3 separate regions of the Homo sapiens genome follow, and regions 2 and 3 are each linked to region 1. The links are chromatin loops, found by intact Hi-C in ENCODE. Cell type or tissue: endothelial cell of umbilical vein. All regions are shown on one strand. Each heading gives the region's core, and the rest is flanking DNA. Links, peaks and the distances in the headings are about the cores only.

The links. Peaks named below come from ENCODE experiments on the same cell type or tissue, not always from the same donor. Only the 100,000 strongest peaks of a DNase experiment are listed, where the experiment ranks them.
Region 2: a loop joins it to region 1, with 8 times the contacts of the local background. A loop is called at or near these places in 1 of 110 quality-filtered maps.
Region 3: it touches region 1 in a loop (3-fold over the local background); 1 of 110 quality-filtered maps calls a loop at or near these places.

The regions. Positions count from the first base shown.
Region 1 is chr1:159,590,559-159,598,918 of GRCh38, reverse strand. It overlaps the pseudogene OR10J6P. Among named protein-coding and RNA genes, the nearest start is that of APCS, 6.9 kb to the right of the region's middle. RefSeq lists an enhancer at 59-1,258. In endothelial cell of umbilical vein, for the core only: no CTCF peak of the experiment used is centred there; a DNase peak (open chromatin) is centred at 3,828; H3K27ac peaks cover 1,671 bases.
Region 2 is chr1:159,246,984-159,255,343 of GRCh38, reverse strand. No RefSeq gene overlaps it. Among named protein-coding and RNA genes, the nearest start is that of ACKR1, 46 kb to the right of the region's middle. In endothelial cell of umbilical vein, for the core only: a CTCF peak has its summit at 4,331 (motif pointing left); no DNase peak of the experiment used is centred there.
Region 3 is chr1:159,404,449-159,412,808 of GRCh38, reverse strand. It overlaps a transcript of OR10J1 not described here and the pseudogene OR10J9P. Among named protein-coding and RNA genes, the nearest start is that of OR10J1, 31 kb to the left of the region's middle. In endothelial cell of umbilical vein, for the core only: no CTCF peak of the experiment used is centred there; a DNase peak (open chromatin) is centred at 3,768; H3K27ac peaks cover 1,108 bases.

The sequences.
Region 1 (8,360 bases), core at 1,503-6,502:
CAGGATGACAAATAACCTGACAACAAAATTGATTATCTCATTGATAGTGGTATTAATACAGGAGAGTTTCATGACAGGGAGGATGTCACAGAAGAAATGACCAACCACCGTGTGACAAAAAGGTAAGGTAAATATGGATGTTACCTGGACAGCTGCCATGGCCAGGCCAATGCTAAAGGCTCCACACACCAGCTGGACACACACCTTCTTGCTCGTAATGACCCTGTATCTCAAGGGATTGCAGATGGCCATATAGTGGTCATAGCCCATCACTGTGAGCAAGAAGCAATTGTTGATGGCCAAGGTAACAAAGAAGAACGTTTGGGTGGTACAACCTGCTAGGGAGATTGGCTGGGTCTGGGTTACGAAGCTGGAGAGCATCTGTGGAATGATGAACAGTGTGTACACTGTCTTTGAGCTAGCCAGCATGCTCAGGAAGAAGTACATGGGAGTGTGGAGGTGACGGTCAATGCAGATGATGGTCATGATGATGGCATTGCCAGCCACAGTTAATGTGTACAGGATGAGAAAAACCACAAAGAGAGTGATGTGATGTTTGTGGAATCTGGAGAATCCCAGGAAAACAAACTCTGTTACCTCTGTGAGGTTCTTTCTTCGCATTCTTTAATTGCAATGTCTGAAAGCAATGCAGGAAGTCAACGTGAAGAAATTCTTATCATGACTTGAATTCTAGAACAGGGATAGAGCAATGACTATAGAAAACACTAAGAAAAAAAGTCAATTTCTCTGCTTTGTAATCAGGAGCATTCTCGCTCATGTTATATAACTACTTCACCATCTTCTCCCTTTTCTGTTTTTGCTGTCTTCTTAATCTTCTGGCACTGCTGGCACTGTTAAGCCTCTGGCCAAGGAATTGTCAATATGTGACACCACAACCCATATCTTTTCAAAGTGCCATCATAAATGTGCTGTTTTGTAGCGCATGGAGGGAGGCATTTTCCTTTACAATATGCATGGCACAGGGGTCCCATTGCATGCCATCCTGGGAAAGCCCACACAGCTGAGACAAAAAAAGGGGGTGAGAGAGTTGGACTTACTGAATTAGAACCATAGGTGGATAGCTTCTGGTGACAGTGTAGGGGAGCAGAATCAAGGTCAGTGAGAGCTGACCTTCAGGAACACTTCAGTGGGAGTGAAGATGAGGTGTTCTGGGCCCAGCCTAGATGGTCTAGGGGAGGCAAACCGTTGGCAAAATTGACTTATTGTGAAAGTATTAACAGAGGCTTAAGGTTTGGAGACATGTAAACTAGAGAGAGAAGTGGAAGTCGTTGGAAAAAGAGAGAAGAGAATCAGCAACACAACAGAAAGTTGGACCTTGAATTTAAAAAAAAGTAGCTGATTTCTTTTTTGGCAGAGGGAATTCTAAGAATAAAGAGGTGTACTATTTGATTTAAAATTGTTTGCTGAACTATACTGTAATGTAAACTCCCTTGAGAGCCTCAAGAGACTTTGTTTAAAGCTTTTATATGTATAATTTTCAGTTGGTGGTAGTTAGGAAGTAAAGAGAAGTGGATGATGGCACAGTGCAGAAAAAGGTATGTGCAAGGAGTAAGTTCCAGACTGAGGAAGAAAAACCACTAGCTTGTAATGACTAGAAGAAATACAAGGCCTTCTCCTGCCCTCCCATCCCCCTTACAAGCACACACAATATTTGCTAGAAATTTGGTGAGTGAGCCTGGGATTTCCATCATGTATCAAATGATGATTTGAATCATTTTGCTTAAATAACAAGTAACACTAACAGGCTGGGGGATTTTGGCACACTTAGGGAACTGCCACTAGGAATCTAGGAAATATTGTGGGTGTTTTAGAAAATAGTCCATCATGGAAAATGAGGCAAATGTTTCGAGTAGAAATGAGTGTGTCACTAAAATTAAAGGAATTTGCCTTAAGAGACCACTGAGATACCAGTTGGATAGGCAAAGATTAAAGAGAGTGACAGTGGAACTCCAAGCAGCTTTTTAGAAAGGATAGGATGGAGCTATGGCTGTGTAAATTTAAATTAACTAAAATAAAAGAGAATTAAAAATTCACTTAGTCGGTCATACTAGCCACATTTCAAGTGATAAAAAGCTACATGTGACTAGTGGCCACCATATTGGATAGCTCAGCTATCAAACATTTTCTTTTGTTGGTAAAAGTTATGCTGGACTGTGCTGTTATGGTGTCCTACCATGAACAGATGTGTGGAATACATTAAATAACAACCACAAAACGAGCTATTTAGAGAACAATACTATGATATGCTGCCATATGGTTAGGAATATTTGCATGTGTGTGTGTGTGTGTGTGTGTGTGTGTGTGTGTGTTTGTGGATGTTCATAAATATTTGCATATGTGGGGGAAAAAAGTCTGAAAGAATATGAACTTGATATTATCATGAATTAACAGTTATATTGTGCTGGGGGTGCTATAGGGAACTTTAACTTTTATCATTTTCACAGTGATGATAATGGCTCATTTTAAAATATTTTAAGCATAAAATTATAACTCATAAATAACTTGGAGAAGTCAAGGAGGATGACAACTGAAAACATATATTCAATTGATTAAGAAGGAGGCTACCAATGACCTTATTGCCACAAATCTAGCAGAGTCTTGGGCTGGAAAGCCTGATTATGTGGAGTAAATAAAGAAGAATTTTGTTAATATGTTAGACGAGAAAAACAGATCTCATGTGCCTTTTCCCTTTCCTGATGAGCCTATTGCAATGAGTGACAAAATATGGTTAAGGCTATGTTGAGCCAGGAAAACTATAAACATATTTGGAGTAGGGAAGGGAGGAAAGTACAAAACTGAATTAAATCAGGAGGAGGAAAAATCTTCTGGTATCTTTAATTTAGGAGCTGAAAAGTGCTGCTTTCACCCCAAATCAGCCACCAATTTGTTGTAAATATGTTTCATGTAAATATAAATTTACTTTCTTGGAATAAATTGTGAAGCTATAGACAAGATGGCTAAGGACCCACTAGATGCAGGGAAACTGGGTCAGGTACATAAGCCCAGGAAAAGAAGTTTATTACCTGTGGTATACATTTGAATTGGATTGAATGGGCAACAAAATAATATCTTAATACAAGATATTCATAAAATGTGGGGAAACAAATGCAAAAATGAAAGGTCAGTGTAAGATGTGGGAGCAAGAATAGCCCCTTCAAACCAATGTTCTTTCCTTATTGTTTAGTATTTATTTGGAGGAAAAGTGTGTGGTGTGTGAGGGAAAGGTAAAGCCCTGCCACAGGGGAAGCTATCATTTCTCCTGCATGTGGAGCTCAGCTAAAGGGATCTCCCAACACTAGGCTTAGCCCAAACAAACAAACAAGCCCTACAGTGATTGGGCTTTGTCCTGCACAGAGTGCACTTAGTGCACTTAGTGGCCATCCATACCTCCTAGAGCAGGTGCCATTGCTCGCCCTGATTTTTCCAAGTGTTCTTCCCAGCCACATCACTCTCCATGAAAGGAGTTCTCTTATGTGTTTCACTTCATTTCGCTACCTATCAGCGATGTTTTAGAGTCCCTTTGAGATTAAGGGCAATTGCCTTGTTGTCTCATTTTTTAACCTGTCACTTTCTGAGGTGCAGAAGCAATCTAAAATTATTACTGTTAGAAATTATGGCTCAAATGTCAAATACACAGCTGTTACTGTCCCTGGAAGTGAGGAAGGCCCTGGTGAGAGAGATAAGGAAGTCTGGGACACAGGAGGAAATCACATTGTTAGTTCTCCTCGGTCTTCTTAGAGCCTTACACACACAAAATCAGGGAGCAATGAACACCAACGTTTAGCTTGGGAAGGGAGAAGAGGTCCCAGAGGGTACCATGGAGCCAAAGAAATGTATGGAATGGGTGGGTTGGTCTCACCTGCGGAGGTTTGCCAGGGTGAGTTCTCAGTGGTTAGAATGTGTCTCAGTGAACTTAAGGGCTATGTTAGCACCAGATGGCTACCTCTCTCTCTCTCTCTGTCTCTCTCTCTCTCTCTCTTTTTTTTCTACTGGTTGCTTTTTATGAGTCTCCACCCAGCCAGAAGCGAGTGCAGCTGAGCACAGTAGCAGCAGCCCTTCTACCACCCAAATCTGGACCTTCTCTGGCTGAACCCTAAGGGTGTTTCTGTAGAGGGAACACGCCAGTGGATAATCTCAAAAGCACAGTATAGAACAGAAAGAAGCTTTCAAAATGATTTATACATTCCAGAAGGATAAAAACCCTGTGGGAGAGTAAAAATACTGAAATGTGCTCATGCATCAAAATGTTAGTCATGAAGTCAATATTCCTACCAGAGGAAAAAGGAAAATAAAGTGGAGGGGAAAACAGAATTTGAAAGTGTAAAGGAAATGCCATTTGCAAGGGGAAGAAATTATTACAACAGCCATGGATGCCCCCAAATATTTTGGTCTTTATAAGCAAAATTTGTTGCTGGAAACAGAATCTGTGTTAAAAAAATTAAAATATGCAGGTAGGCAAAACTTCTATAAATATATTTTGTGTGTAAAGGAATTGCACACTTAAAAAAAATAGTGACCTGCCTTTTTGGTAGAGTTTCCATCCCCTCCCTTCCTTTCCCTTATTTTCCTTCCCTTTCCTTTCTTTTTTAAACAAAATAGATCTAAGGAGCCAGGGAAGGAGGACTCAATGACTTAAGAAACTGATGATTACGAGAGCTATTTGAATAAATAAGAGAATAATAACTTTTCTTTTGCATGGAAGCCTTCTCAGACCCAAAAGTGTCCATCCACCTTCTGCAGTCTGTGGAATCTGTGTTCAGTTTTAGAATAATTGTGACTAATTTACAAAAGATCATTACAATTCTAGGAAATCTGATTATTGTTTGTCTGGAAAAATAATTGACAGACTCTTGATGTCTTTAAAAGTTTAGCCTTATTTGATTCTCAGCCTTATTAGATTATTGGGTCACTTACATTTCACTGGACTCTGGCTAAAGCACAGGGTGACATTCACAGAGTCCGTTTGGCCCTTTTTGCTTTGGCTCTAGAAGAGCTGCCCCCTTAAACTCTGTGATTAGGAAGAGACTCTCAGAGGAGAAGTTCTTCTGTCTAGCTCTAGTCACTGCATCAATTTGTCAAGAGACTTACCATGTCTCCCTTGGGTCTGCACAATGAGAATCCAGAAATGAGCCGGGGGATCTCATTACAAGCAGATCACACTAGGAATATTGAGCAAGCTTTGGTCTCACATGGCCTGCTACTTATGTTTCTTCAGGGAAAAAAGTAGCTCAACTCAGTTGAAGATATGTTGTCACATGGCACCATCTTTTCTTCTTTTGAATCCCTGTTAGTGTTTGGTCCTTGGTTAGTTACTGTCAGTGAGAATACATTCGTGTAAAAGTCAGATATGGTGTCTCTCTTTGTATATAGAAAGAGCTTACATCATTTCTCCTGCTAGCAGAGGCCATGCATTGGTTTTGTTAGGTAAAAATTAGTTTTGGGGGTAGGAACTGAAAATGGAGCATGAGTGCTCATTTTGATTTGTCAGAATATAAAAAGAAGTTAGGGCAGGTGATTACATTTTAGATCATCATCCTCCTCATAATTACAGCTAACAATCACTGAGCACTTGCACTGTGCCAGAACAGGGACTGAGTAGGTGTTTTGTATGCATTGTCATACTGAATCCTCATAGGATCCCCATAAGGATACTGAGAGAAGCTGTTGCAACAGCTGGAGCTCTAGATGAAGTATTTGTCTTTGACATCTCACCCCAGGCACAGCTGTGTGAACCCCTCATAGATTATGGGCTTCAGTGAAATATGTCAATAACATTAGATTAGCTTTGCTTCTGGATCCTGTGGTTGAATGTGACATGATGCAGATGCCTTTACCAGTGCCCGAACTCGACGGTGGTCTCTTGAGGTATCTCCCATGTTAAACTCAGAAAAGTGGCCACAGCCAGCCAGATGAAAAGGAGATAGAAAATTCTGGAATACAAATGGAGTTTAGTTTATATGATAATCAGCTATTTAGTCTTGACAAGATAAGGATTAAAGACAATTCAGGTCATGTTTCATTTTTTCTTCTGTCATTTGAATGGTCTTGGACACCTATTATTTCTAAACAATGCAAAGTCTCATGAATACCTAAAAAGTCTCCACATTGCATTCCAAATGTGACTATACATTGATCCTATCCAGTGCAGATAAAATATTTTTTTTAAATTTCCACTTCAACTCAAGTTTTAGCTAAGGCATATCCCAAGCTAAGGGGCCTCATTGCTTTAATCTCAGAGCTCCACCCAGAGTCTCCCACACAAAACTCACAGAAAACTACCTGCAAGCCTTCTCATCCAGGAAAATTATTTATGGACTTCTGTTAAAACCAGTCCTGAAGCTATGTGGCTAAATGCTCTTACCTGTTTTTCTGTAGTCAAAAATAAGAATCAGATCGTTACTTGTATAAGATAGAGACTCAAAAATTGCTTTTCTTATTAGAGATGACTCCTGGTTTTAGCAACTTATTGTACATCTTGTGTACTACTTGTCCCCTAGTATCTAACAGCCTTAGTGGCAAGTATGGGAAAGGGCGTGATTATCTCTGTAATTATTAAATCACTACACAACTATGTTCCTGGGTTATTGCACCTCCAAATCCTTCCATTTTCTTTATAGATTCTGAATTATTCAAGTAGTTTCCTCTGTGACTTTTGCTGATTTCTTTGTTGTGACAACAACTGTATCTGAGAAAAATGCCGAGATGACGTTACCAGAAATTCCATCTTTATTAGTCTGTTTTCATGCTGCTATAAAGACCTGCCCAAGACAGGGTAATGTATAAAAGAAAGAGATTTAATTGACTCACAGTTCCACAGTGCTGGGGAGCCTTCAGGAAACTTACAACTATGGAGAAATGGAAGCAAACATGTCCTTCTTCACATGGTGGCAGGAAGGAGGATCGTGGAGCAAGGGGGGAAAAGTCCCATATAAAGCCATCAGGTCTTGTGAGAACTCACTCACTATCATGAGAACAGCACGAGGGTAACCGCCCCCATGATTCAATCACCTCCCACTGGGTCCCTCCCACGACACATGGGGAGTATGGGAACTACAATTTAAGATGAGATTTGGGTCAGGACACAGCCAAACCATATCACCATCTCTATTATAAATTATGTTAAAATGGACTGTCTTCAGTTTTGAATGAGCCATCAATATGATAGATATTAATGATAAAAATAATATACACAGATTCACTCAAATAAAGAATTCATGAAGGAAATGATTAAGAACCATCTCTACAACTCTTCTACCTTTTGGCTAGAACAAGGTGCCCAAAGAAGACAGAATGTGGAGATAGGAAGGAACTTTTCCAAAGAACTTCTTTGCAGAGAGCTGCTGTTTTGCTGTTGTTGCTGCTTTGAGGGAGTATTAGGTTATGTTATTTGTATCTTGAGAAGATTATTATTTTTTACTTCTTTACCCAACCTCAAGCCTAATGTGGGGGCTTCTGTGGAATCACTGCGGAAGCTTGAAATATCCCTCTTGCTATTGGGAGACTCAAAGGACTTGAGAAAGCTGCAACCACTGTGTAAATAGGAAAGAGTTGTCTATATTAAGACCATCTGAGACTTCTAGAATTTATAGGGACAAGAGATGTATAAGTGCTTCTTTTGGCTGAAATACAGACAACATAGAAGAAAGAGCTTACATGCAGTCATTTTGGATTCTGTTCAAAAGAGCCATTTTAAGAGGCAGAGGGTTCACAAGAACAAGAAACCTGTCACAAACACTGTATCCTGAGATCTATGCAAGTAGTTGCAAATGATCACCAAGAATAAATAATACCTTTAACTTAGGGGAAAGTGAGAGGTGGACTATGATATCAACCTGAGATAGAAGAAAGCTTAAACATGTGAGAGATGGATTACAGTACAGCCTGATTATTGTTAGGAGAAACCCACATGTAGTTAACACAGATTTATTAGAATGTAAATTCTAAAATAGCAAGCACCATGATTGTTTTATTCAATATTATATTTTCAGTACCTGGCATTGCCTGGCGTATTTTTGAGAAGTTGCTCAATAAATAGTTGAATGAATGGATTATATCACTTGGAAGTACACTGGTTTCATTTCTAAAATTGTCTTGGGTTCCTAGGCAAAGGGGTTGTTAAACCAAAACACAGTGTTAGTGAACATGATAGAAATATCTGTTATGCAAGAATAGATAGACCTTTCTAGTACTCACAGTACAAGTTTATGGAAAGGTCGTTAATATTGAGAAAGCGTAAAGCAAGCCTTAACTCATGAGCTGTCAATCAGAAATTAATAATTTCTCATATTGCTAAAATCCCTGTCTACCTAACCAACTCAATGTTCTAAGTAAGTTCTACT
Region 2 (8,360 bases), core at 1,864-6,863, 340 kb after region 1:
TCTCTATTTCCTTCAGTTCTGCTCTGATTTTAGAGCATGTGTTATGTGGTGATGAGAAGAATATATATTTCTTGTTTTGGGTGGAGAGTTCTGTAAAGGTCAATCAGATTCATCTGGTCCACTAATGAGTTTAGGTCTTGAATATCTTTGTTAATTTTCTGCCTCAGTGATCTGTCTAATACTGTCAGTGGAGTGTTGAGGTCTTCCACTATTATTAGGAGATATCTATGTCTCCTTGTAGGTCTCTAAAAACTTGCTTTATGAATCTGGGTGCTCCTGTGTTGGGTGCACATATATTTAGGATAGGTCCTCCTGTTGAGTTGAACCATTTTGTAATGCCCTTCTTTGTCGTCTTTTATGTTTTTTGGTTTAAAATTTGTTTTGTCTGAAATTATTATTGCAATCTCTGCTTTTTTTTCCTGTTTTCCATTTTGCTTGGTAAGTTTTCCTCCATCCCTTTATTTTGAGCCTATAAGTATCATTATGTGTGAGATGGATCTCCTGAAGACAGCATACCATTGGCATTAGGTCTTGCTTTTTTATTCAGCTTGTCACTCTATGCCTTTTTCTTTTCTTTCTTTCTTTTGACAGAGTCTCACTCTGTCACCCAGGCTGCAGTGCAGTGGCATGATCTCAGCTTACTGCAACCTCTGCCTCCTGGGTTCAAGTGATTCTCATGCCTCAATCTCCCTAGTAGCTGGGATTTCAGGCATGCACCTCCACACTCAGCTAATTTTTTTCTACTTTTAGTAGAGATGGGGTTTCACCATGTTGGCAAGGCTGGTCTTGAATTTCTGGCCTCAAGTGATCCACCTTCCTCAACCTCCCAAATGCTGGAATTACAGGCATGAGCTACCACACCCAGCCTCACTCTGCCTTTTAAGTGGAACATTTAGCCTGTTTACATTCAAGGTTAGTATTAATATGTGTGGATTTGATCCTGTCATTGTGCTGTTAGCTGATTATTATTTTGGCTTGTTTGTGTGGTTGCTTTATGTTAACACCAGACTGTGTGTTTAAGTGTATTTTGTATTAGCTGGTAGTGGTTTTTTCTTTCTATATTTTGTGCTCCTTTCAAGATCTCTTGTAAAGCAGATCTGGTGAGAATGAATTCCCTCAATTTTGCTTACCTGAAAAACATCTTATTTCTCCTTCACTTAGGAAGCTTAATATGAAATTCTTGGTTAAAGATATTTTTTTCTATAAGAATATTGAATATAAAGTTCCCAATCTCTTCTGGCTTGTTTCAGGTGAGAGGTCTGCTGTTAGCCTGATGGGGCTCCCTTTGTAGGTGACCTGCCCTTTCTCTCTAGCTGCCTTTAACATTCTTTTATTTCTGATCATTACGTGTCTTGGGGATGATCTTCTTGTGTAGAATCTTGGAGAAGTCCTCTGTATTTCCTGAATTTGACTGTTGGCCTCTCTAGCAAGGTTGGGGAAGTCTTCATGAATGATATCCTGAAATATGTTTTCCAAGTTGTTCGCTTTCTCCCCGTCCCTTTCAGGGATGCCAATGATTCATAGTATGGTCCTCTTTACATACTCCCATACTTCTCAGAGCTTTTGTTCATTATTTTTTATTCTTTTTTTTTTAACTTTTATTTTAAGTTCAGTGGTACATATGCAGGATGTGCAGGTTTGTTACACAGTTAAATGTATGTCATGGGGCTTTGTTGGACAGATTATTTCATCATCCAGGTATTAAGCCTAGTACCCATTATTTATTTTTCCTGATTTTCCTCATCCTTTCCCTTCTCCCACACTCTGCCTTCCAGTAGGCCCCAGTGTGCCTTGTTCCCCTCTATGTGTTCATGTGTCCTCATCATTTAGCTATCACTTATAAGTAAGAACATGCAGTATTTGATTCTTAACCAAATTTTGGTTTCTTAACAGAAAGCCAACTGCTACATGTTCTTACTTATAAGAACTGTACTTTTAAGAACTGTCTGTCTATTTCAGAGAACTAGTCTTCAAGTAGTGATGTTCTTTCCTCTACTTGGTTTATTCTGCTGTTAATACGTGTGTTTGCATTGTGAAATCATTGTATTGTGTTATGGAGCTCTGTCAGACCTGTTATGTTCTTTTTAACACCAGCTATTCATCCTTCAGCTCCTGTATTGCTTTATTGTGATTCTTATTTTCCTTAGACTGGGTTTTGCCATCTCCTGAATCTCAATGCTCTTCATTGCTATCTGTAAAGTGTCATTTGCTTGTCTCCTGGGGGCTCCACCCCAGAGAGATGCAGGTCAGCAACAGCTCAGTGCAATCAGCCCAAGGTGGAGGGTTATAGAGGGAAATGTGTGCCAGGGGTTCCCTGACTTACAACAACCAGTCAGGGGTGTGGGGAACCTATGGGAGATGGACTGGCCTTCTCTCCTTGGGTTGACCACAGCTTGTTGGAGATATGGATAAGGCACTTAGGGTCTTTGCTCCTTTGTCTAAGGATGGCAAGGGCAGTTCCATTGCAGACGTAGTAGCAGAGGCTTTCAGTTGCTCCTGGAGGTTCTGTCCAGAGCATTGCCAAGTTGTTATTGGCTCGATAGCTCTGGCGGGGGGTGGCTGGAGGCCTGGGCGTGGTGGACCTGCCTGGTGAGGACATATGGGAATGGGCATCCACATAACAGTCTGGCCACTTTTCTGCAGGGGTGCCATGGTATGCTTGGGGCCCATTCCAGTCCCTAGTCAACTTGGATTTTCCACTACCTGGAAGTATCACCAGTGAAGGCTACAAAACAGCAAAGATGGCAGCCTGTCCCTCCCTCTGGGAGCTTTGTCCCAGGGAGGTTGCAGGCCCAAAGGCACCTGTAGGAGGTGGCTGGAGACCCCAGTTGGGAGGTCCTGCCCACTGAGGAGGAACTGGATTGGGGGCCCACTTAAAAATACTGTCTGGCCATGTTTTGGTAGAGCAGCTGTGCAGTGCTGGGGATCTGCTTCAACCCCTGGTCACCTTAAAAACTCCAAAGTCTGAAGTCTGGAATGGCTAAGTTGTCCAAACAGCAAAGATGGTGGCCTACCCGTCCCTCTGGGAGCTCTGTCCCAGGGAGATTACAAATCTCTGTCTGCCAGACAACACCAGTGGGGGTGGCTGGAGGCCCTGGTTGGGAGGTCCTGCCCAGTGAGGAGGAATGGGATTAGGGACCCACTTAAAAAAGCAGTCTGGCCATGTTTCGGTAGAGCAGCTGCGCTATGCTGGAGGATCCCTTCTGCCCCGGTCAGCTCAGACCTCCAAAGCCTGAAGGCTGAATTGGCTAAGTTGCCCAAACAGCAAAGATGGCAGCCTGTCCCTCCCTCTGGGAGCGCCACCCCAGGGGGAATAAAATATCTGTTGAGGCAGAGTGCGGTGGCTCACGTCTGTAATCCCAGCACTGTGGGAGTCCGAGGCAGGCAGATCACTTGAAGTCGGGAGTTCGAGACCAGTCTGGCAAGCATGGTGAAACCCCATCTCCGCTAAAAATACAAAAAAAAATTGGCCAGGCATGGTGGTACATACCTGTAGTCCCAGCTACCTGGGAGGCTGAGGCAGGTAAATGGCTTGAACCCGGGAGGGGGAGGTTGCAGTGAGCCGAGATCACGCCATTGCTCTCCAGCCTGGGCGATAGAGCAAGACTCCGTCTCAAAAATAAATAAATTAATAAATTAAATAAAAAAATAAAATCTCTGTTGAGGGGCGAACATGAGTGGGAGTGGCTGGAGACCCCAGTTGGGAGATCCTGTCCAGTGAAGAGGCATGGGATTGGAGACGCACTTAAAGCAGCAGTCTGGCCACGTTTTGTTAGAGCAGCTGTGTTGTGCTGTGCTTGGGGATCCCTTCTGCCCCCAGTCGGCTTGGACTCTTCAAAGTCTGAAGGATAGAATGGCTAAGGCCCTGGAACAGCGAAGATGGCAGCCTCCCCTACAACTCAGCTCCTTCTTAGAGAGGTGCAATGCGGCTACCAGTGGCTGGCTGGAATTCCAAGCCAGTGGGTCTTATCTTGGGAGGTGCTGTGGAAGTGGGGCCTGCAGGCTGTCACTGCTCAGCCTCTGGATTCAGCCTCTTTCCTAGGGGTATGTATGGGGGTCTAATCTTTCACTTTGCTGGAGCTGCAGCTACTTTTGCCGGAAAGCCGGACTATTTAAGGCACCAGGGTCTCCACACATGCCTCAGCGGCTGCTCTGCCTAAACTCCATATAGCTCTGTCTGTCAGATTGAAGGCCCTGCTGGGATGGGCTCACAAGGAAGGTTGCAAAGATCCGTGAGAGAAGCATGGTTTCCTGGGGTCGCACATTCACCACTTCCCTGAGTGGGGAAGTTTCCCTGGCTCTGTGCTGCTCCCTGGTGGGTCGTTGTCCTGTCTTGCTTTTCTTCATTCTTCGTGGGTTAAGTTGTTTCCTTGATTACTCCCAGTGCAAGTACCTGTGTGTTTCAGTTGAAGGCGTTGTGTTTACTCTCCCCTTCTGTTCCTCTCTGGGCAAGCCGTGCACACTAACTGCTTCTAGTCAGCCATCTTGGCCACCCTCCTGTTCTTCCTCTTTTTAGGTAGATCCCGGTTCCTGAAACATAATTTGCCCTTATGCCTAGAGAACTGCTTTTAAAATTATTTTGGGGCCAATTTCTTGGCAATAAATTCTTTGTGATTTTGTTGAAAAAGATCTTTCATCTTTGAAGTGTATTTTTGATGAATGCATTATTCTAGTTGGGTGGCTTTTTTTCTTTCCAAGTTTTAAATATTTGTCTTCACTCTTTTCTTGCTTGCATGGTTTCTGACAAGAAGTCTGCTATAATTCTTATCATGTTCTTTTATAGGTCAGATGATACGATTTTTCCTCCTGGCTTTTTCTAAGATTTTTTTCTTTGTCTTTGGTTTTCTGCAATCTGAATGATATGCACACCTCTCGTATATTTTTTGGTATTTCTTCAGCTTGTAGTTATCTGAGCTTACTGAATCTGTAGTTTGAGGTTTGTCGTTAACTTTGAAAAATTCTCTCTATTATTACTTCAAATATTTCTGTCTCTTTCTTCTCCTTCAAATATCCCAATTACACATATGTTATACCTTTTGAAATCGTTCCACAGTTCTTGAATGTTCTGTTTTGTTTTTTGTTTTCTTCATTTTTTTTCTCTTTGTACTTCAGTATGAGAAGTTGGTCTATCTTTAGGTTCACTGATTCTTTTCTTACTCATGTCCAGTCTACTGATGAGACCATCAAAGACATTTTTTTAATCTCTGTTACAATGTTTTTGATTTCTAGGATCGCCTATTATTGTTCTTAGAGTTTTAATCTCTGCTTTTATATTACCCATCTGTTTGGCAAGTTGTCTACTTTTGTCATTATAACTCTTAACATATTAATTATGTTAGGTAATTATCAGATAATTATGTTATCTGATAATTCCAAAATCTATGTTATATCTGACTTTCTTTCTGATTCTTGCTTTGTCTCTTCAAACTGCATTTTTCCTTGTCTTCTGGCACATTTTGCAATATTTGTTGAAAGCTGCACATGATATATTGGGCAATAGAAACTGAAGTAAACATGAATTTAATGTGAAGTTTTATGTTAATCTGGCTAAGATTTGGGCTATATTTAATGTTTGCTATATCGATAGAGGCCAGAGACTAAATTCCTCTAGTATCCTTGTTTATTCTACTCTGTTAACTTTGAGATTCCCTAAGTACTCCTCTTCAGAGAGAGTTTAAATCTTGCAGCTCTTTTAACTGTGACCCACCCTTATACCAGAGTCCTTTTGATCTGACAGTAAGGTGTGGGAGTGAGGAGCATTCTGTAATCTTATTATTAAGTCTCACTCTTTTAGTGGGCCTGTGTTCCTGGAATGTGACCTTCACAAGGGTGTCTTGTCCTCTCTCCTCACTCAGGTGAAATAGGAATGCTAGAGAGGGCTAGAGTGAGAGAAATTATTTTCCCCTAGGTGGGATAAGGCTCTGATAAATCTTTACCCCTGGAGAGTAAGTCTTTGCTATGAAGAACAGTCAGGTTGTATTCTACAAGTTATTCTTTCCCTCCTTCTACCTGAGCCATGAATTTTTTCTGACCGCTCTTCACCATAAGAACACTGTGTGGTGTCTGGAGATAAAACTCACAAAAGTATGTGGGTGCCCCTAAGATTGCAGCACCTAGGAGTTTCTCATTCTCAGGATAATTCTCACATTAGCCTTCTGAAATTTGTCAAAATTGTTGTTTAAGTGTTCCAGTTTATGGCTCCAGGGCTTCCCCAGCAGTAAGCTGTCTTCATGTGGTTCTCTGGATTCACCTGTTTTTCCAGATTTAGGGGTGGCAATTTGCCCTGCAATCTCAGTTTTCTGAGGTATTCATGAAAAGCTGCTAATTTTGTTTATTTATCTTCTTTGTTGTTGCTGTTGTTGATAGAATGGAACTGATGACTTCTAAGCTTTTGCATGTTGGAACTGAAAGCCAGCTAATCTACTTTTGAAGACCAGATTTTTTACTACCTTTTTAAAGGGTGCTGTATTAGGCTTTTCTTGCATTGCTATAAAGAAATACCTGAGACTGGGTAATTTATAAAGAAAAGAGGTTTAATTGGTTCTATAGGCTTTACAGGAAGCATGGTGCTAGCATCTGCTCAGCTTCTGGGGAGGCCTCAGGAAGCACAATTATGGCAGAAGGTAAAGTGGGAACAGGCACTCCACATGGCACAAGCAGGAGGAAAAGAGAGAGAGTCAGCTGGGGGAGGAGATGTCACACACTTTTAAATGATCAGATCTCATGGGAACTCAGAGCAAGAGCTCGCTTATCACCAAGGGGATAGCCTAAGCCATTCATGAGGGATCCACCCCCACAATCCAAACACCTCCCTCCAGGCCCTACCTCCAACACTGGGGATCATGATTCAACATGAGATTTGGCAGGTACATACATTCAGACTTTGTGAGGCACTCTGCAATTTGGCACAGGCTAGCTTTTTCTTAGAATAAAATCCAAGGAAAAATATCAAATCAATACAAATAATACAATAATTTCAGAGTTTCTGTTAACATCACTTCTTCTTTGAAGCTTTATTTGAAGTCTTCAGCTCACACTGAGCTCACTTCAGTCTGGGTCTAAATTCTATTTTTTGTTGTTTTTTTTTTCACTCAACTTTCACTTAACCAAATACTATCTAGTAATAGTTGACTAATGTTTTTGGATAGATGGGCTGTCTCTTTAAATATAAGCTTTTCATGGGAGGCAAAATATTTTATACAACCATCGTATCCCTAGTTGTGCTATCATATCTGTATACTAGACAAATGGGGAATATTAAATTAAATACTTAGGGTGGTCCAAGTTTTGCAATTTTTTTTTTTTTTGGACGATAGTGAGGCTTCATCAGGTTTTCAGGACAGAGGTATGTCTGGATCACCTCAATTTATAGATTATTATTTTAAGAATAGGTGAGAAGGAAGAAGAGGATAAAGCAGCCAAACATTTGGACCCCACGAGTGGCTGACACATTATTCATTACTACTTCAAAATACAACAACAAACGTACTCATTTCAAAGTAGGTGCGATAAACTAATAGCAGTTCTATAAGTCTTCCATGTGGGCAACTCAACTCTTCCCTCTTTGCTTCTCCCCTCACTACATACTTTCTGCTTAATTTTTTCCCTTTGTCTCACTCTGTATATATTTTATTCATTGATTAATTAATAAAGATTTAGCTGGTGACATCAGCAAGATAGCAGAATAAGAGGTCACAGGCTTCACTACCCCCCATAGAAAGTTCAACTAACAATTATCCACAGACAAGGATGCCTTTGTGAAAACTCCAGTACTTGAGAATAAGCTTGAGAAAACAGTGTGGACAACAGAACTAAATAAAGACCACAAAAGGGGTTAAGTAAAATGGCCTCACTGATTGCATCACCCCATCACCCCTGCCCATTCCATGAGTCAGCAAAGTACCACACAGAGAGGATTCCCCAAGGCTCAGTTTCAACAGTGGGAAAAGAGAACTGGAGTTGGACATCCAGCTTCCCTAGAATTCTGAGACGCTTCCCAGGAAGCCCGCTGTGGTCTCACCTCACAAGGAGTACAGCGGGTAACAGCATGAACACTGAACAAACCTTGCTGATAGCTCTGTGTACCTTCCAGTGGTGGTACCTGATCAGAGATACAAGCCAACAGCATCACCTACCCACAAAGCTGAGCTGGTCACTCCCAGAAGTGATGGAAAGTCCTACCTAGCTTGAATCCCTAGATGGCGAGCCTCCAGGCTTAGTCTCAGACCCTACCACAAGGCCCTCAACCCAGGGAGAGAGATGCTTGTCCCAGCACAATTTGGAAAAGAGTGGGATCCAGTTTATACAGCATTTAGCACAGCCTCAAAGCTTGCCCAAGACCCTGTCCAGGGATGGAGACA
Region 3 (8,360 bases), core at 1,566-6,565, 190 kb after region 1:
TGCTTTTGGTGTTTTAGACATGAAGTCCTTGCCCATCCCTATGTCCTGAATGGTAACGCCTAGGTTTTCTTCTAGGGTTTTTATGGTTTTAGGACTAACATTTAAGTCTTTAATCCATCTTGAATTAATTTTTGTGTAAGGTGTAAGGAAGGGATCCAGTTTCAGCTTTCTACATATGGCTAGCCAGTTTTCCCAGCACCATTTATTAAATAGGGAATCCTTTCCCCATTGCTTGTTTTTCTCAGGTTTGTCAAAGATCAGATAGTTGTAGATATGTGGCATTATTTCTGAGGGCTCTGTTCTGTTCCGTTGATCTATATCTCTGTTTTGGTACCAGTACCATGCTGTTTTGGTTACTGTAGCCTTGTAGTATAGTTTGAAGTCAGGTAGCGTGATGCCTCCAGCTTTGTTCTTTTGGCTTAGGATTGACTTGGCGATGCGGGCTCTTTTTGGTTGCATATGAACTTTAGAGTAGTTTTTTCCAATTCTGTGAAGAAAGTCATTGGTAGCTTGATGGGGATGGCATTGAATCTGTAAATTACCTTGGGCAGTATGGCCTTTTTCACGATATTGATTCTTCCTACCCATGAGCATGGAATGTTCTTCCATTTCTTTGTATCCTCTTTTATTTCACTGAGCAGTGGTTTGTAGTTCTCCTTGAAGAGGTCCTTCACGTCCCTTGTAAGATGGCTTCCTAAGTATTTTATTCTCTTTGAAGCAATTGTGAATGGGAGTTCACTCATGATTTAGCTCTCTGTTTGTCTGTTATTGGTGTATAAGAATGCTTGTGATTTTTGTACATTGATTTTCTATCCTGAGTATTTGCTGAAGTTGCTTATCAGCTTAAGGAGATTTTGGGCTGAGAGAATGGGGTTTTCTAGATATACAATCATGTCATCTGCAAACAGGGACAATTTGACTTCCTCTTTTCCTAATTGAATACCCTTTATTTCCTTCTCCTGCCTAACTGCCCTGGCCAGAACTTCCAACACTATGTTGAATGTAAAGACCATCGAGGCTAGGAAGAAACTGCATCAACTAATGAGCAAAATAACCAGCTAACATCACAATGACAGGATCAGATTCACACATAACAATATTAACTTTAAATGTAAATGGGCTAAATGCTCCAATTAACAGACACAGACTGGCAAATTGGATAAAGAGTCAAGACTCATCAGTGTGCTGTATTCAGGAAGCCCATCTCATGTGCAGAGACACATATAGGCTCAAAATAAAAGGATGGAGGAAGATCTACCAAGCAAATGGAAAACAAAAAAAGGCACGGGTTGCAATCCTAGTCTCTGATAAAACAGACTTTAAACCAACAAAGATCAAAAGAGACAAAGAAGGCCACTGCATAATAGTAAAGGGATCAATTCAACAAGAAGAGCTAACTATCCTAAATATATATGCACCCAATACAGGAGCACCCAGATTCATAAAGCAAGTCCTTGGAGACCTACAAAGAGACTTAGACTCCCACACAATAAAAATGGGAGACTTTAACACTCCACTGTCAACATTAGACAGATCAACGAGACAGAAAGTTAACAAGGATACCCAGGAATTGAGCTCAGCTCTGCACCAAGTGAACCTAATAGACATCTACAGAACTCTCCACCCCAAATCAACAGAATATGCATTTTTTCAGCACCACACCACACCTATTCCAAAATTGACCACATAGTTGGAAGTAAAGCTCTCCTCAGCAAATGTAGAAGAACAGAAATTATAACAAACTGTCTCTCAGACCACAGTGCAATCAAACTAGAACTCAGGATTAAGAAACTCACTCAAAACCGCTCAACTACATGGGAACTGAAGAACCTGCTCCTGAATGACTACTGGGTACATAACGAAATGAAGGCAGAAATAAAGATGTTCTTTGAAACCAATGACAACAAAGACACAACATACCAGAATCTCTGGGACACATTCAAAGCAGTGTGTAGAGGGAAATTTATAGCACTAAATGCCCACAAGAGAAAGCAGGAAAGATCCAAAATTGACACCCTAACATCACAATTAAAAGAACTAGAAAAGCAAGAGCAAACACATTCAAAAGCTAGCAGAAGACAAGAAATAACTAAAATCAGAGCAGAACTGAAGGAAATAGAGACACAAAAAACCCTTCAAAAAATTAATGAATCCAGGAGCTGGTTTTTTGAAAGGATCAACAAAATTGATAGACTGCTAGCAAGACTAATAAAGAAAAAAAGAGAGGAGAATCAAATAGATGCAATAAAAAAAGATCAAGGGGATATCACCACCAATCCCACAGAAATACAAACTACCATCAGAGAATACTACAAACACCTCTACGAAAATAAACTGGAAAATCTAGAAGAAATGGATAAATTCCTTGACGCATACACCCTCCCAAGACTAAACCAGGAAGAAGTTGAATCTCTGAATAGACCAATTACAGGCTCTGAAATTGTGGCAATAATCAATAGCTTACCAACCAAAAAGAGTCCAGGACCAGATGGATTCACAGCCAAATTCTACCAGAGGTACAAGGAGGAACTGGTACCATTCCTTCTGAAAATATTCCAATCAACAGAAAAAGAGGGAGTCCTCCCTAACTCATTTTATGAGGCCAGCATCATCCTGATACCAAAGCCGGGCAGAGACACAACCAAAAAAGAGAATTTTAGACCAATATCCTTGATGAACATTGATGCAAAAATCCTCAATAAAATACCGGCAAAATGAATCCAGCAACACATCAAAAAGCTTATCCACCATGATCAAGTGGGCTTTATCCCTGGGATGCAAGGCTGGTTCAATATACACAAATCAATAAATGTAATCCAGCATATAAACAGAACCAAAGACAAAAACCACATGATTATCTCAATAGATGCAGAAAAGGCCTTTGACAAAATTCAACAACCCTTCATGCTAAAAACTCTCAATAAATTAGGTATTGATGGGACGTATCTCAAAGTAATAACAGCTATCTATAGCAAACCCACAGCCAATATCATACTGAATGGGCAAAAACTGGAAGCGTTCCCTTTGAAAACTGGCACAAGACAGGGATGCCCTCTCTCACCACTCCTATTCAATATAATTTTTAAAAAATTGGAAAAGCTGTCTTCAACATTTGAGCCATTAAAATAATGGAGAGACTTTATCATTATGGATAGATTAGAGATAGATAATACATGTAAAGTTAAGTGGTTAATTATCTTGATGGAAATGTATAGGTAGACTCCTCAAAGTTTGTGAAGATATAAAATCAATGGAAATGAATGACCAAAATCTCTTTGCAGCTGGTTGGAAGAGGCAGGTAAGTCTCAGTGAGAAATTGCAAAATAATGTATTAGAAAAAGAGAGTACGGAGTATGCTTAAAGCACAATGTTCTGACTTACTAATTAAAAAGAAAGTGGAATTTGATGCCACAATAGGCTATTCCTAAGTATACAGGCCTAAAAAGTTAAAAACAAAGCGGAGATGGGTTTAATCGGTGAGCAGTCAAAAGAAAAGAATCCTTATGCAAATCCTTGGTCAGCTTCATGCAGCGCAGGTAAATTTCTCATTCACACTACTGCAGAAGATTCAGAGAATAGCTGCGGAAATGCCCTGGTGAGAGTCTCAAGATCTCCAGTGTGCAAGTTATCTGATAAGAAGAGACTCTGAAGTCTACAGTAAAAGAAGCAGAGAAGGGATGTGATTCATTTAAATACAGTTACGAATGGAGTGCACAGAGCAATATAGGCTCATTCAGCTCACACAATACTAGGAAGTACATGACGGACATATCAAATTCATCATTTGTGTTTTGGAAAATCCCACACACCATGGTGCTTTTCAATCCCAGGGTCATAGCTTGGTTTCTCTTTCTTCCTTATAGCAGTTCCCAAGGACTCAGCCTCTTTAATGTTGCTATGAAGCACAAAGTCCTAGATCCATTCAGAACCACTCTTTTATTCCCTAAACATGACATAATAATCTTCTCTAATCATGATAATAATAATTATGGCCAAAATTTTTCGGGATGTTACTATTTGTCAGTCACCTTGCTCAATGATTTATGTATTGACTCATTTGAGCCTCACAATATTCTTATGAGTTAAGTACTAACATTACCCATTTTATAGATGAGGAACTTGTGTTACAGACAGGTTCAGACTTTGCCCAGGTGGAATGAGAATTTATCACCAGGCCTTCTTTTTTTTTTATTATTATACTTTAAGTTTTAGGGTACAGGTGCACAATGTGCAGGTTAGTTACATATGTATACATGTGCCATGCTGGTGCGCTGCACCCACCAACTCGTCATCTAGCATTAGGTATATCTCCCAATGCTATCCCTCCCCCCTCCCCCCATCCCCCAACAGTCCCCAGAGTGTGATGTTCCCCTTCCTGTGTCCATGTGTTCTCATTGTTCAATTCCCACCTATGAGTGAGAATATGCGGTGTTTGGTTTTTTGTTCTTGCGATAGTTTACTGAGAATGATGATTTCCCATTGCATCCATGTCCCTACAAAGGACATGAACTCATCATTTTTTATGGTTGCATAGTATTCCATGGTGTATATGTGCCACATTTTCTTAATCCAGTCTATCATTGTTGGACATTTGGGTTGGTTCCAAGTCTTTGCTATTCTGTTTCTGGGTCCTCCATATGTAACCACTGAGCTACAGAGATTCTCATGCTGCTTCATCTGGATCTTAGAAATGCTGGGCCCTCATACTTGATGCTGCCTGCAACATAAGCCTTATTCACTTTTCCTTTACTATCTTGGACAATACCTCCTTTATAGTATTCTTTGACCCTAAGACTGAGTTAGGAACCCTTCTTCATGTTTCCATATCATCCTACACTAAGCTCTATCATAGCACCCCTTACTCTCTACATTGTTACTCCCATTTACCTTTCTTTTCTATTGATGTTGTGAGTTATTTAACATCAGGGACTCTTTCCCATGCTTTATTCACTCAGTAAATAATTAACAAGAAACTAAAATGTACTAGCTATTGAATTCATAGACCTTGACACATAGTATGGGAATAAGAAATATTTGATGAATAAATAAATTAAGTAATGCTCTTCTTTGGGATTCTTCTCCCTTTAAGATCAGTTGTGAATTTTATCACTGATTTCATAGAGAAATATAAGAATTAACTACATAACCACATTGAATAAGTTATAAAATTGATTGTATTCATGCACAGTTTCTGTAATTACTGTCCTTTGTCTTTAGCTTCCAATTCTTTCTAAAATCATCATTGGAATTCTTCCTGGTTAAACACATCTCCTTTAATATCTCTGCTGATGGAATGTTTCAGATTTTATGTACACTTAGAGTACCATATAGCATTCACTAGGTGCCAGAGACTTTTCTAAGCACTTTGAGATATTAATGGATTTAATCCTCACAATGACTCTGTAAAGAAGTTGCTATCATTAAGCTCATTTTAGAGATAAAGCAATTGAGACACAGACAAGTTAAATAACTTGCCCACAGTTACATAGTTATGACCTGGTGGAACCAAAATTAAATTCTGGGCAGTGTGGCTTCAGAGTACATACTGCTTCCCATTACACTCTATTTCTTCTTTGAGCCATAACAATGGAAAATTGCATTTTGATACATTCTTTGTGAGAGATCACTTGGTAAAAATTTTATAGAGAAAAACATGGCACTCTATCAAAGTTGAAGATGCTCATAACTTTTGACTCTGCATTTTTTCACTACCTGTTATTCACTTATGTGTGAAATGACATCCTGACAAAGTTTTCTATTGCAGAAATGTTTGTTATGGTAACAACTGGAAAAAAAGACCAAAACATTGACCTCTATTTCCGAAAACATGGCCACTATTGTAGTTTGGGTGGCTCGCCCACAGCCTGGCCTTGCACTAGTCATCTAAAGGAGCAGAGCTAAGGAAAGTAATGCCCAGGACTCCAAATATTTGGGAAGAATGCTTGATCTGGGATCCTCCCAGGGCAGTCTTTGCTGGCAATTCATACTGATGGAAATGAATGGATTAAACCCAGATATTTATCAACATTCACTATCTCTGCCTCCTCATTGTGTCATCAAAGGCTCAGATTAAGGGTAAGCATAGAGGAAGCTGAAGTGCCTGGCCCATTCAACATTTTCTTCCTCTCTGACCTGGACCCACCTCTTTAATGGTCAAGTAGGGTAGCTGTTTTCTTAATTTTGTTGTTCACATTATGTTGAAATTTCCTTCCCTTTGATCTCTGCCCTTAATCCAGTAGGTCATTAGATGTCTCTTAGTTTATTCCCAAGAGTGCTGAGCTCTTGATCAGTAGAGGAACAAAGATAACCCCTGTGCCTGGAACATTATCTAAGGAATCCAAAAAACTGATGCTGCTCAGACAACTGTGTAATCTGTTACATAGTTGGAGCCTCACCTCTGTCTTTCCGTTGTCCATTTCCTTCAGATTTAGACATTCTTCAGTGCCAAGGTCAAAGTCCACTGCTGTGACTGAGCTCTTCTTTGAAGGTTTCTCCAGCTTCAGGTGACAGCACAGATTTGTCTTCTTTGTTGTCTTTCTAACTTTGTACCTGCTGACTGTCTCTGGCAATGTGATTATTGTGACCATTACTCGCCTGGACATTCACCTCCACACCCCCATGTACTTCTTCCTGAGCATTGCTGTCTATCTCTGAGACCTGCTACATGGTGGCCATTACTCCCCATATGCTTTCTCGCCTCTTGAATCCTCACTAGCTTATTGTCATGCAAGGCTGTGTCACTCAGCTCTTCTATGTGACTTTTGGCATCAACAACTGCTTTCTTCTCATAGCCATGGGATATGATTGCTATGTGGTCTTCTGCAACCCCTTACGGTATTCATAGGTAAGAGGGCTTGTGTCTGGCTGGGATCTGGGTCACTGAGGATTGGCCTGGGCATGGCTATTGTCCAAGTAACATCTATGTTTGGCCTGCCCTTTTGTGATGACTTTGTCATCTCCCACTTCTTCTGTGATGTGAGACCCCTGCTGAAGCTGGCCTGCACAGACACCACTGTCAATGAGATAATCAACTTTGTTGTCAGTGTCTGTGTCCTTGTCCTACATATTGCCCTGATCTTTATCTCCTATGACCTCATCATCTACACCATCCTTAAGATTGCTTCAACTGAGGGTAGGAAGAAGGCCTGTGCCACCTGCACCTCCCATCTCATAGTGGTCATCAGCCACTATGGCTATATTTCCATCATCTACCTGAAGCTTAAGTCCCAGAGTTTCCTGGGGCAGAACAGACTCATCTCAGTGACCTACACCATTATCACTCCCCTGCTGAACTCTGTCATGTAGATCTTGAGGAACAAGGAGCTCAAAGATGCTCTGTGCAGAGCCATGAAGAGGAAACTCTTCAACCCCCAGTGTATCAAGATTGTGATGGCCTCCCTTCATGTGCTTACTTCTCCAAAGTTTTGGCAGTCAGGAATATTGTGATTCTCCACAGTCCAGGGAGCCTCCTATGGGGCCTGCTCCTGGAATGTCATCACAGGTCCTGCCGAATAACACAAAAATGGAAGATTCATGTTGGATGCCTTGTAAAAAGCTTCAGATGTGTTATTCTATTTTGAGGCTAGGGAACCTTCAGAGGTGAAAATGGAAAGTGTTAATTTAGTTGTTCCTTATACAATTTCCCCCTTAGATCCACCTTTTTTCCTCATGTCTTTATTTGTTCACAAACTTTGGTATAAGTTTACTGGTTCCTCTTTCACTGGTGTAGGCATCACCCTCACCCTATGGAGCCCATGGTGAGCCATGAGTATATGCAGTTTCTCCTCGATAGTGCTACCTCATGTCTTGCACCACCATTATCATGGGGTATAAAAACGGGGAATTACCGTTTATCACACTGAAAACAAAGTTCTATATGTTTGTACATCGCTTTATAGTTTATAAGGAAGTTTCACATATAGGATTTCACCTGATCCTTAATGAACCCTATAGAGTAGGCTGGGAAACAATTATGTTATCATCCCTATCTTAGACCTGAAAATACTAAAGCACATATAGATAGAATTTATCTGCCCAGGCACACGAAACTAGACAGTTGTAGTGATAGGATTTGGATCTAGTTCTCTTATCATTGTCACTTGCTCTTTGTAATGAATGGAGTAACATGAAGCCGACACCTCTTGAGAAAAATCATGGTCTTCATTGGATAGTACAGGCAAGGCTGTCACTGTTCTATGAAGCGTGTCTACCCATTTTAGGGGAAAAAAGCATCTTCTCTAGACATTTCTGTTGAAAACTGCCATAATAATTTTACTGCCCTCTCGTAATAAATTATCACAAACCTATGATGTTTGAGCTGTAAATGATACTCCTGTATCATTTACAAATGTGGCACTGTC